2 separate regions of the Homo sapiens genome follow, and region 2 is linked to region 1. Evidence: read pairs that join two places in POLR2A ChIA-PET (ENCODE). Cell type or tissue: CD4-positive, alpha-beta T cell. All regions are shown on one strand. Region 1 has its middle 66 kb from the start of SLC35G1. Region 2 has its middle 9.0 kb from the start of SLC35G1.

Region 1 (5,000 bases):
TAAATTGGTATCAGTCACTCAAAAATATGGTCAGGTATACATACATATATATATATATATATATATATATATATATATATATATATATATACCCAATGTGCCAAAAGTAACACCCACAGTTCTCTCTGAGACATGCCTTTCTCTCTCTGGACTTCATCAGGATATGCCAAGCTACTCTAAAGAAGGGCTCTTAAGAGTCCAAGAAACTCCTGTGTCTGGCTGAGGAGTAAAGAGAGTGGAACCCAGAGGGTGTCACCTGCCTCGTTGAAGGTCTCATAAGCCAAATTAAAGAGTTCAGTTTTATTTTGAAAGAAATGAGCAGGAGCCTCTGGAGGGTTTTAAGCATAGGGTTGATGTAGTCAAATCTGTGGTTTAGAAAAATCAACTGTCCAGTCCCAGGAGCTTGGAGGAAGGAGGCAGGAAGACCAACAGGAGACTGTTGAAGTAAGTCTGGTAATAAACAATGAGGGCTTCAGGTGATTCGTGATCATAGGGATGAAAGAGGGGGAAAATGAAGACATACCGGGATATTTGTGGAAGAAAATCCAGCTTTCTAATATAATTATATATTATACAAACTATAATGTTACACAGAGACCAATGAAGCGAATCACACACTCAAGCTATTCTTTTAAGAAGTTTGGCATTTTGTGGCCAGGCGCAGTGGCTCACACCTGTAATCCCAGCACTTTGGGAGGCTAAGGAGGGCGGGTCATGAGGTCAGGAGATCGAGACCAGCCTGACCAACATGGTGAAACCCCGTCTCTACTAAAAATACAAAAAATTAAGCCAGGCATGGTGGCACACACCTGTAGTCGGGAGCCTGAGGCAGGAGAATGGCTTGAACCCGGGAGGTGGAGGTTGCAGTGAGCCGAGATCATGCCACTGCACTCCAGCCTGGGTGACAGAGCGAGACTCCATCTAAAAAAAAAAAAAAAAAAAAGAAGTTTGGCATTTTGTTTTCCTTCTGCTCCCTAAAGTTTGGTCACTAACATTATGTGTCAACACCCATTGAATTTAAGGAGCAGTTGTTCAAGTTTGATCATGAGCACATGGACTGCACACAGTTGTCTGCCCAAGGTGCTGAGCATCCATTTGGCTGAATTCTTAATGAACCACGAGGCTCACTTCATTCTTCACTCCTTTAAAGACCAAGATGACTTTGGCCAGCATATTCAAAATGCATCTTAACTCTTCTCTGTGTTTTGTCCATTTCAAATGATATGTGCCCTAGTTTGGGTTCACTAGAAACAGATGTTTTTGAAGAATCAGACACACAAGAAGAATTATTGAGGAAGGGAGAAGGCTGGACGAGTTTCAGACTATAATGCAGGCTGACTCCCAGGGAAAGAAATTGGACAGGAAGGAGCACTGGGGAGGAAGCGTCTCAAACCACAGTCCTCGAGTCAGAGCCACACGCCTCTTGCTGGAGTGGGCTTGCCTTAGTGCCTCTGCTATGCTCAGCCGTCCCAGGGATCAGCCCCCTGGGGAGTGTGGCTCAGCACATTGTGGTGCTGAATCCGGAAGCAGCACCTGGGGCCAGTCAGGCAATTTTGCTCTTCACAGTAGGAGACCTGAGTGGTACATTTTCATGGCCACCCGCCTTCTCTCTATTTTCTGTTCTTCTGGCCTTTGCTCTCCAAAATACCATTTTTCTCTAAGCCTGTATTCTTCCTCTACAAAATCAGAAATATGATAATCGAATCTTAAGCATTCTTCCAACATTTGACAAAGATGAGGAACTCAGCCCTGGGCACCCAAGAGGTCCCCATGAAACTTTATAGCAGGAAAATATTATTCTCATTTTTGTTAGGGTTCATTCCTTTTCTCCAGTCCCACATCCCCCAGCATAGTGTTGTGCCTACGTCGCTAAGGGAATTGTGCCCCATTCCCACACTGTAAAAAGATGCCAGAATGCACCAAATTCCACAGTACACCATCAGGCCACTCTCTTTCTCTCTCTCTCTCTCTCTCGTGTGTGTGTGTATGTGTGTGTGCGTGTGCGTGTGCATGCGCGCATGTTTTGGGGGGAGGTATTCTCCCACAGTGTTAGCTTTTAAATGTTTTAAGTCGCTGGCTTTTTTTTTTTTTTCTCTAGAAGACCTGGTGATTTTATCATAAACAGTTTCTGAAGATCCTCCTGGCCTAGATGAGCTGTTCACCTTTGAAGTTGCTATGGAAACCAGTGCGGTTTTTTTAAATATATAAATTATTGATGTAGAGGAAAGAGAGGCTGTGATGCTTCAAAGAAAGGCAAATGAGGCATTGGAAGATATGAAAAAGTGAAATACCTAAACATATTAAGTATCAAGAACAACCTTTCCATCTTCACTCAAGCTGTCCTATTAATAATAGGAAGCTTTCAGGAATTCTATACGTAAGGAATAAGAGCTCTTATTTCTGTGCCCAAAGGTCAATTAGCACCAGTTGGCTGAATAAGTGGATGAAGAATGGGAAATACAGCAACCCCGAGACAGTGTTAGGTAAACTATCCTGGTCACAATCTACTGTTGGAATGAAAGGCGTTGATCACCTCATGATTAGCTGGTTGTCACAGCTTTCCATCAGCTCTGTTCCTTAAACCCTGAGAGTTTCCACCATGAATCACTCATTCACTTTGGACAATTCTATTTTCTGGGTTGTGGAGGTTTGAAAATTGGTGTCCACAAAAATATCACACTGTGAAGTAGCTCAAAAAAGCCAGCGGTGGTATACTATTGTAGGCCAGAGGCTTCTGGCTGAATCAATGTAACCACTATATCCAGGTGTTATGATCTCTCAAGCATAAAATAAGATCACATTAATTTTTAATGGATGGAACCCACAGACTGGCTTCGTAGCTAGATCTCAGACTCTTGTAGGGGCCACAGAGATTCACTACATTTTTGTGGGGTGTGTGTGTGTGTGTGCATGTGTGTTGAGACAAACTCTTGTTCTGTTACCCAGGCTGGAGTGCAGTGGCACAATCTCAGCTCACTGCAGCCTCTGCCTCCTGGGTTCAAGTGATTCTCTTGCCTCAGCCTCCAGAGTAGCTAGGATTACAGGCGCCCACCACCACACCCAGCTAATTTAGATATATATATAGTATTTTTAGTAGAGATGGATTCACAATGTTGGCCAGGCTGGTCTCAAACTCCTGACCTCAACTGATCTACCCAGCTCGGTCCCTCAAAGTGCTGTGACTACAGGCATGAGCCATCGCACCCGGCTGAGATTCCCTGCCTTCAAAGAAGAGGGATCCCCACTCAAAGAAGGACTTACCTGGCTGCTAAGAGTGCTGCTGCCCCTTCAGCTCCTGCCTCAGCTGCAAAGAGCTGCCTTGCCTAGTGTTACACTCTTCCTGGGATGGCTTGTACTCAGTAATGGATGAAAGCCGGCGTATAAAGTCCCAGCTATTTCAGTCCATTGCAGAGCAATTCTGATGCTTTTTGGCTCACAGCCACCTGTTGGACTGGTCAAGGATGTTGGGCCTGCATCTCAATTTGCCTTCTTTCTCAGCCTGATCTAGCTTCCTTCTCTCTTCCACATGTGTTGATTTCAAGGGTGCTTCCTAATAAACATCCTGAGCAGTGAACTCCATCTCAGTCTGCCTGCCAGAGGACCCAAATTGCAGCAATTCCTCCCAGCCCCATGCCACCTGGCAATGCCAAGTAAAATACAAAATGCCTGGTTAAATTTGAATTTGAGATAAGCAACTAATACCTTTTTAGTATAGGTATGTCCCAAATATTTTTATGGCCTAATCTGTATGCCTAGTATGACATTGGATTAAATAAATGTTTGTTGGATGAACTAGAATTTTAGGATCCTGTCTTACAATAGAGAACCCTGTTACACAGAAGAGGCAGAGGTGGGCAATGGTTCCTTGCACTTCATTATGCAAGTATTTTACAAAATGTTCACAGATAAGCAATATCTCAATTACCTGGGGGTGCTTGTATAAATGCAGATTCTCAGGACTCACCAGATTTACTGAAGGAGAACCTCTGGGGCTGACCCCTGGAAATTTGCATTTGTAGTAAGCCTCCTAAGTGATTCTTCTGCTCCTAAAGTTTAAGAAGCTTCCATACTATGACCTGTGGCCTTGAACTAGAAAGACCAGTTTGATCCAAATTAGGAAGGCCTGTCTCTGAAGTCAACCAAGAACTGTAGAAAGCAGAGAATCAGTCCTGTCTCTATCTGTTTGGCCACTCTCTTTCTCTTTCCCCTTGAATCTCCTTCAGATGGAAAGTAAGTTCCTGGACCAGGCTGATCATCATAGTCTCTGGGAGCAGAGTTTAAAAGAATGCAGGTCTACGAAGTCATAGCCAAGGAGAATATTATGCTGACCACAACAGGGGCTGTGAGAAGTCAGAGTCACTGGGAAAGACTTTAGGGAGGAGATAGCTTTAAATGACAGGCAACGTTTGCACAGGCCCATTGGAAAGGCTTGAGCATTCTAGAATAACTGAGTCTACAGGCTTAGAGGCAGGATAAGCATGTTGTATTAATCTGTTTTTTATGCTACTAATAAAGACATACCAAGACTGGGTAATTTATAAAGGAAAGAGATTCAATTAACTCATGGTTCCACATGGCTGGGGAGGCCTCACAATCATGGCAGAAGGTGAATAAGGAGCAAAGTCACATCTTACATGGCAGCAGGCAAGAGAGCATGTGCAGGTGAACTCCCCTTTATAAAACCATCAGATCTCGTGAGACTTATTCATTACCACGAGAACAGTATGGGGGAAACCACCCCCATGATTCAATTATCTCCACCTGCCTTGATATATGGGGATTATTACAATTCAAGGTGAGATTTGGGTGGGGACACAGCCAAACCATATCACATGTCATAGGAGGCACTTACTGTTAGAAGGGTCTTGAAACTCAGTGACAAGGTGGCTTAAGATCCAGGTGGCAGATGCAGGAACCTAGCTTCAACATGGAGCCTCAGGTTCCTGCTGCAAGATGTTCCACTGGAAATAAGAGAAGGAATCTTCCAAAGGGTTTAATCA
Region 2 (5,000 bases), 57 kb after region 1:
ATTAAAAAGCAGAAATAATTATCAGGCAGAAATTCTGGAGCTAGTCAATGCAATTGATAAACTGAAGAATGCATCAGAATCTCTCAACAGCAAAACTGATCAAGCAGAAGAAAGAATTAGTGAGCTTGAAGACAGGCTATTTGAAAATACAGAGTCAGTGAAGTCAAAAGAAAAAAGAATAAAAAAAATGAAGCATGCTTACATGGTCTAGAAAACAGCCTCAAAAGGGAAAATCTAAATTATTGGCCTTAAAGAGGTGGTAGAGAGAGAGAATAGGGTAGTTTATTCAAAGAGATAATAACGAAGAACTTTCCAAACCTAGAGAAAGATGTCAATATTCAAGTACAAGAAGGTTATACAACACCAAGCAAATTTAACCCAAATAAGACTACCTCAAGTCATTTAATAATCAAACTCCCAAAGGTCAAGGATAAAGAAAAGATCCTAAAAGCACCAAGACAAAAGAAATAAGTAACATATAAGGCAGCTCCAGTATGTCTGGCAGCAGATTTTTCAGTGGAAACCTTACAGGCCAGAAGAGTAGTATGATATATTTAAAGTGCTGAAAAAAACCCTTTTATCCTGGAATATTATATCCAGTGAAAATATCTTTCAAACATGAAGGAGAAATAAAGACTTTATCAGACTAACAAAAATTGAGTGATTTTTTTTTTAAACACCAGACCTGTCCTATAAGAAATGCTAACGGGAATTCAATCTGAAAGAAAGGGACATTAATGAGCAATAAGAAATCATCTGAAGGTACAAAACTTACCGGTAAGTAACAACAAGTACACAAACAAATAAAGAATACTGTAACAGTGTAATTGTGGTGTGCAAACTACTTCTATCTTAAGTAGGAAGACTAAAAAGATGCACCTATCAAGAATAATAACTGCAACAAATTTTTAAGACAGAGAGTATAATAAGATATAAACAGAAACAACAAAAACTTGAGAGGAGATGAAGTTAAAGTATTGAATTTGTATTAGTTTTCTCCTTGCTTGTTTGTTAGCTTCTTTGTTCAATTTTGCAATCAGAGTTGTCATTCGCTTAAAATAATGGGTTACAAGACGTTATTTGCAAGCCTCATGGTAACCTCAAATCAAATACCTACAACAGTTACACACACAAAAAAAAGAAAAAATCAAAACATACCACCAGAAAAAAATCACTTCCAAAAAAAAGGAAGACAGGAAGGAAAGAAGGAAGAGAAGACCACAAAACAACCAGAAAACAAATAACAAAATGGTAGGAGTAAGTCTTTACTTATCATTAATAACATTGAACGTAAATGGACTAAACTCTCCAAACCAAAGACATAGACTGGCTACATGGATTAAAAACACAAAACAAAACAAGACCCAGTGATCTGTTGCCTACAAAAAACACACTTTACCTACAAAGACACACATGGACTGAAAATGAAGGGATGGAAAAAGATATTCCATGCAAATGAAAATCAAAACAAGAGCAGGAGTAGCTATACCTATATCAGATAAAATACATTTCAAGACAAAAACTATAAATACAAACAAAGATGGTCATTATATAATGGAAAAAGGATCGATTCAACAACAGGATATAACGATTATAAATATAAATACACTCAACGCTGGAGCACCCAGATATGTAAAGCCAATATTTATTTATTTAATTAATTTATTTATTGAGACAGGGTCTTACTCTGTTGCCCAGGCTGGAGTGCAGTGGTGTGACCATGGCTCACTGTAATGGCTCACTGTAGCCTTGACCTCCCAGGCTCAGCTGATCTTTCCACCTCAGCCTCCTGGGTAGCTGGGACTACAAGCACAAGCCACTATGCCCAGCTAATTTTTTGTAATTTGTTGTAGAGACACAGTTTTACCATGTTTCCCAGGCTGGTCTCAAACTCTGGACTCAAGTGGCCCACCTGCCTTGGCCTCCAAAAGTGCTAGCATTACAGGCGTGAGCTACCACATCCAGCCTAAAGTCTTAAAACATTAAAAAAAAAAAAACCGAAATCATATAAAATATATTCTCCGACCACAATGGACTAACACTAGAAATCAATAACAAGAAGAACGTGGAAACTATACAAACACACGGAAATTAAACAATATGCTCCTGAATGACCAGTGGGCCAATGAAGAAATTAAGAAGAAAAGTGAAAAATTCCTGGAAACAAATGGATGTTAACTGTCGCCACTGTTATTTAACATAGGACTGAAAGTCCTAGCTAGAGCAATCAGACAAGAGAAAGAAATAAAGGGCATGAAAATTGAAAAGGAAGAAGTCAAATTATCTTTGTTTGCAAATGATATAATCCTATATTTAAAGAAACTAAAGACACCACCAAAAAACTATTAGAGCTGATAAACAAATTCAGTGAAGTTATAGGATACAAAATCAACATACAAAAATCAGTAGCATTTCTTTTTTTTTTTTTTTTTTTGAGACGGAGTCTCGCTCTGTCCCCCAGGCTGGAGTGCAGTGGCATGATCTCGGCTCACTGCAAGCTCCAACTCCCGGGTTCACACCATTCTCCTGCCTCAGCCTTCCAAGTAGCTGGGACTACAGGCGCCTGCCACCACGCCTGGCTAATTTTTTAGTATTTTTTTTTTTTAGTAGAGACGGGGTTTCACTGTGTTAGCCAGGATGGTCTTGATCTCCTGACCTTGTGACCCACCCGCCTCAGCCTCCCAAAGTGCTGGGATTACAGGTGCTAGCCACCATGCCCGGCCAAAAATCAGTAGCATTTCTATATGCCAACAGCAACAGTCTGAATAAGAAATTGAGAAAGTAATTCCATTTACAACAGCTACAAATAAAATACTTAGGAACAAACTTAACCAAAGAAGTGAAAGATCTCTACAATCAAAACTATAAAAAATTGATGCAAGAAATTAAACAGGGCACAATAAAAACAGAAAGATATTCCATGTTCATGGATTGAACGAATCAATATTATTAAAATGTCCATACTACCCTAAGCAGTCTACAGATTCAATATAATCCCTATCAAAATACCAATGACATTCTTTACAGATATAGAAAAAACAATCCTAAAATGTATATGGAACCACAAAAAACCCAGAATAGCCAAAGCCATCCTGAACAAAAAGAACAAAACTAAAGGAATCATGTTACCTGACTTCAAGTTATACTACAGAGCTATAGTAACCAAAACGGGATGGTACTTGCATTAAAACAGACACATAGATCAATGGAACAGAATAGAGAACCCAGAAACAAGTCCATACATCTACACTGAACTCATTTTTTACAAAGTTGCCAAAAACATTCAATGGGGAAAAGACAGTCTCTTCAATAAATGTTGCAATAAATACACAGCAGAATGAAACTAGACCCCTATCTCTCACCATATAGAAAAATAAAATCAAAATGGATTAAAGACTTAAATTTCATACCCAAAACTATGAAACTACTAAAATAAAACTTTGGAGAAACTCTCCAGGACATTGGTCTGGGCAGAAATTTCTTGAGCAGTACCCCAAAAGCACAGGCTGCCAAAGCAACGAAGGACAAAGAGGATCACATTAAAAAACTTCTGCACAACAAAGGCAACAATCATCAAAGTGAAGAGATGACCCACAGAATGGGTGGAAATATTTGTAAACTACCCATCTGGCAAAGGATTAATAACCCAAATATATAAGGAGCTCAAACAACTTAATAGGAAACAAAACAAATTTAATAGTCTGATTTTAAAATGAGCTTAAGGTCTGAATAGACATTTCTCGAAAGAAGACACCAAATGGCAAACAGGTATATGAAAATGCGCTCAAAATCACTGATCACCACAGAAGTGCAAATTAAACCTACTATGAAATATCATCTCACCCCAGTTAAAATATTTTTTTATCAAAAAGACAGGCAATAATGAATGTGGGTGAAGATGTGGAGAAAGAGAAATCCTCATACAATATTGGTGGGAATGTAAATTAGTACAGCCACTATAAAAACAGTATGAGGTTCCTCAACAAACTAAAATAGAACTACCATATGATCCATCAACCCCACTGCTAAGTATACACCCAAAAGGAAGAAAATTAATATATCAAAGAGATATCTATACGCCCATGTTTATTGCAGCACTATTCACAATAGCCAGGATTTGGAATCAACCTAAGTGCCCATCAACAAATGAATGGATAAAGAAAATGTGGTACATATACACAGTGGAATACTTTTCAGTCATAAAAAAGAATAAGATTCTGTCATTTGCAATGACGTGGCTGGAACTGGAGGACATTATGTTAAGTGAAGTAAGCCAGGCACAGAAAGACAAACTTCACATGTTCTCACTCATTTGTGGGAGCTAAATTTAAAACAATTGAACTCATGGAGACAGAGAGTAGGAGGATGGTTACCAGAGGCTGGGAAGTGTAGTGTGGGCAGGGGTAGGAAAAAGGGATGGTGAGTAGGTACAAAAATTACTTAGATACAATGAATATGATTTCGTATTTGATAACACTAAAGGGTGACTACAGTCAGCAATAATTTGTTACACATTTTGGAATAACTGAGGGGGTATAATTGAAATGTTAGTAACACAAAGAAATGATGAATTCTTAAAGTGATGGATTTACCCTGATGGGGTTATTACACATTATGTGCCTGTAACAAAATACCTCATGTACTCCATCAATATATACACCTACTATGTACCCATAAAAATTAAAAATAAAAAAAGTTAAAAATATAAAATAAAATATAAATGACATAAGGTTGATCACCTTTAAAAAAAAAGTTGCCAGAAAAAACAGTGGGACAAAGATAATATTAACACTGATTTATCATCAGAGACAAGTCAGCCAGAAGAAAATAGAACAAGATTTTCAAGGTCTTGAAAGAAAAAAACTGTCAACCTATAACTGTATATCCAACACATATATTCCTCAAAACACAAAATAGAAATACATTTTTTAGACAAACAAAAACAGAGAATTTGTTGCCAGCAGATCTACTCTACAAGAAATATTTTAAAATTTCCTCAG

The links. Peaks named below come from ENCODE experiments on the same cell type or tissue, not always from the same donor. Only the 100,000 strongest peaks of a DNase experiment are listed, where the experiment ranks them.
Region 2: POLR2A ChIA-PET joins it to region 1 with 7 read pairs; 3 of 35 experiments call an interaction of 5 or more read pairs at or near these places.

What each region holds. Positions count from the first base shown.
Region 1 is chr10:93,825,097-93,830,096 of GRCh38, forward strand. No RefSeq gene overlaps it. Among named protein-coding and RNA genes, the nearest start is that of SLC35G1, 66 kb to the right of the region's middle. In CD4-positive, alpha-beta T cell, no CTCF peak of the experiment used is centred here; a DNase peak (open chromatin) is centred at 2,145.
Region 2 is chr10:93,882,500-93,887,499 of GRCh38, forward strand. No RefSeq gene overlaps it. Among named protein-coding and RNA genes, the nearest start is that of SLC35G1, 9.0 kb to the right of the region's middle. In CD4-positive, alpha-beta T cell, no CTCF peak of the experiment used is centred here; no DNase peak of the experiment used is centred here.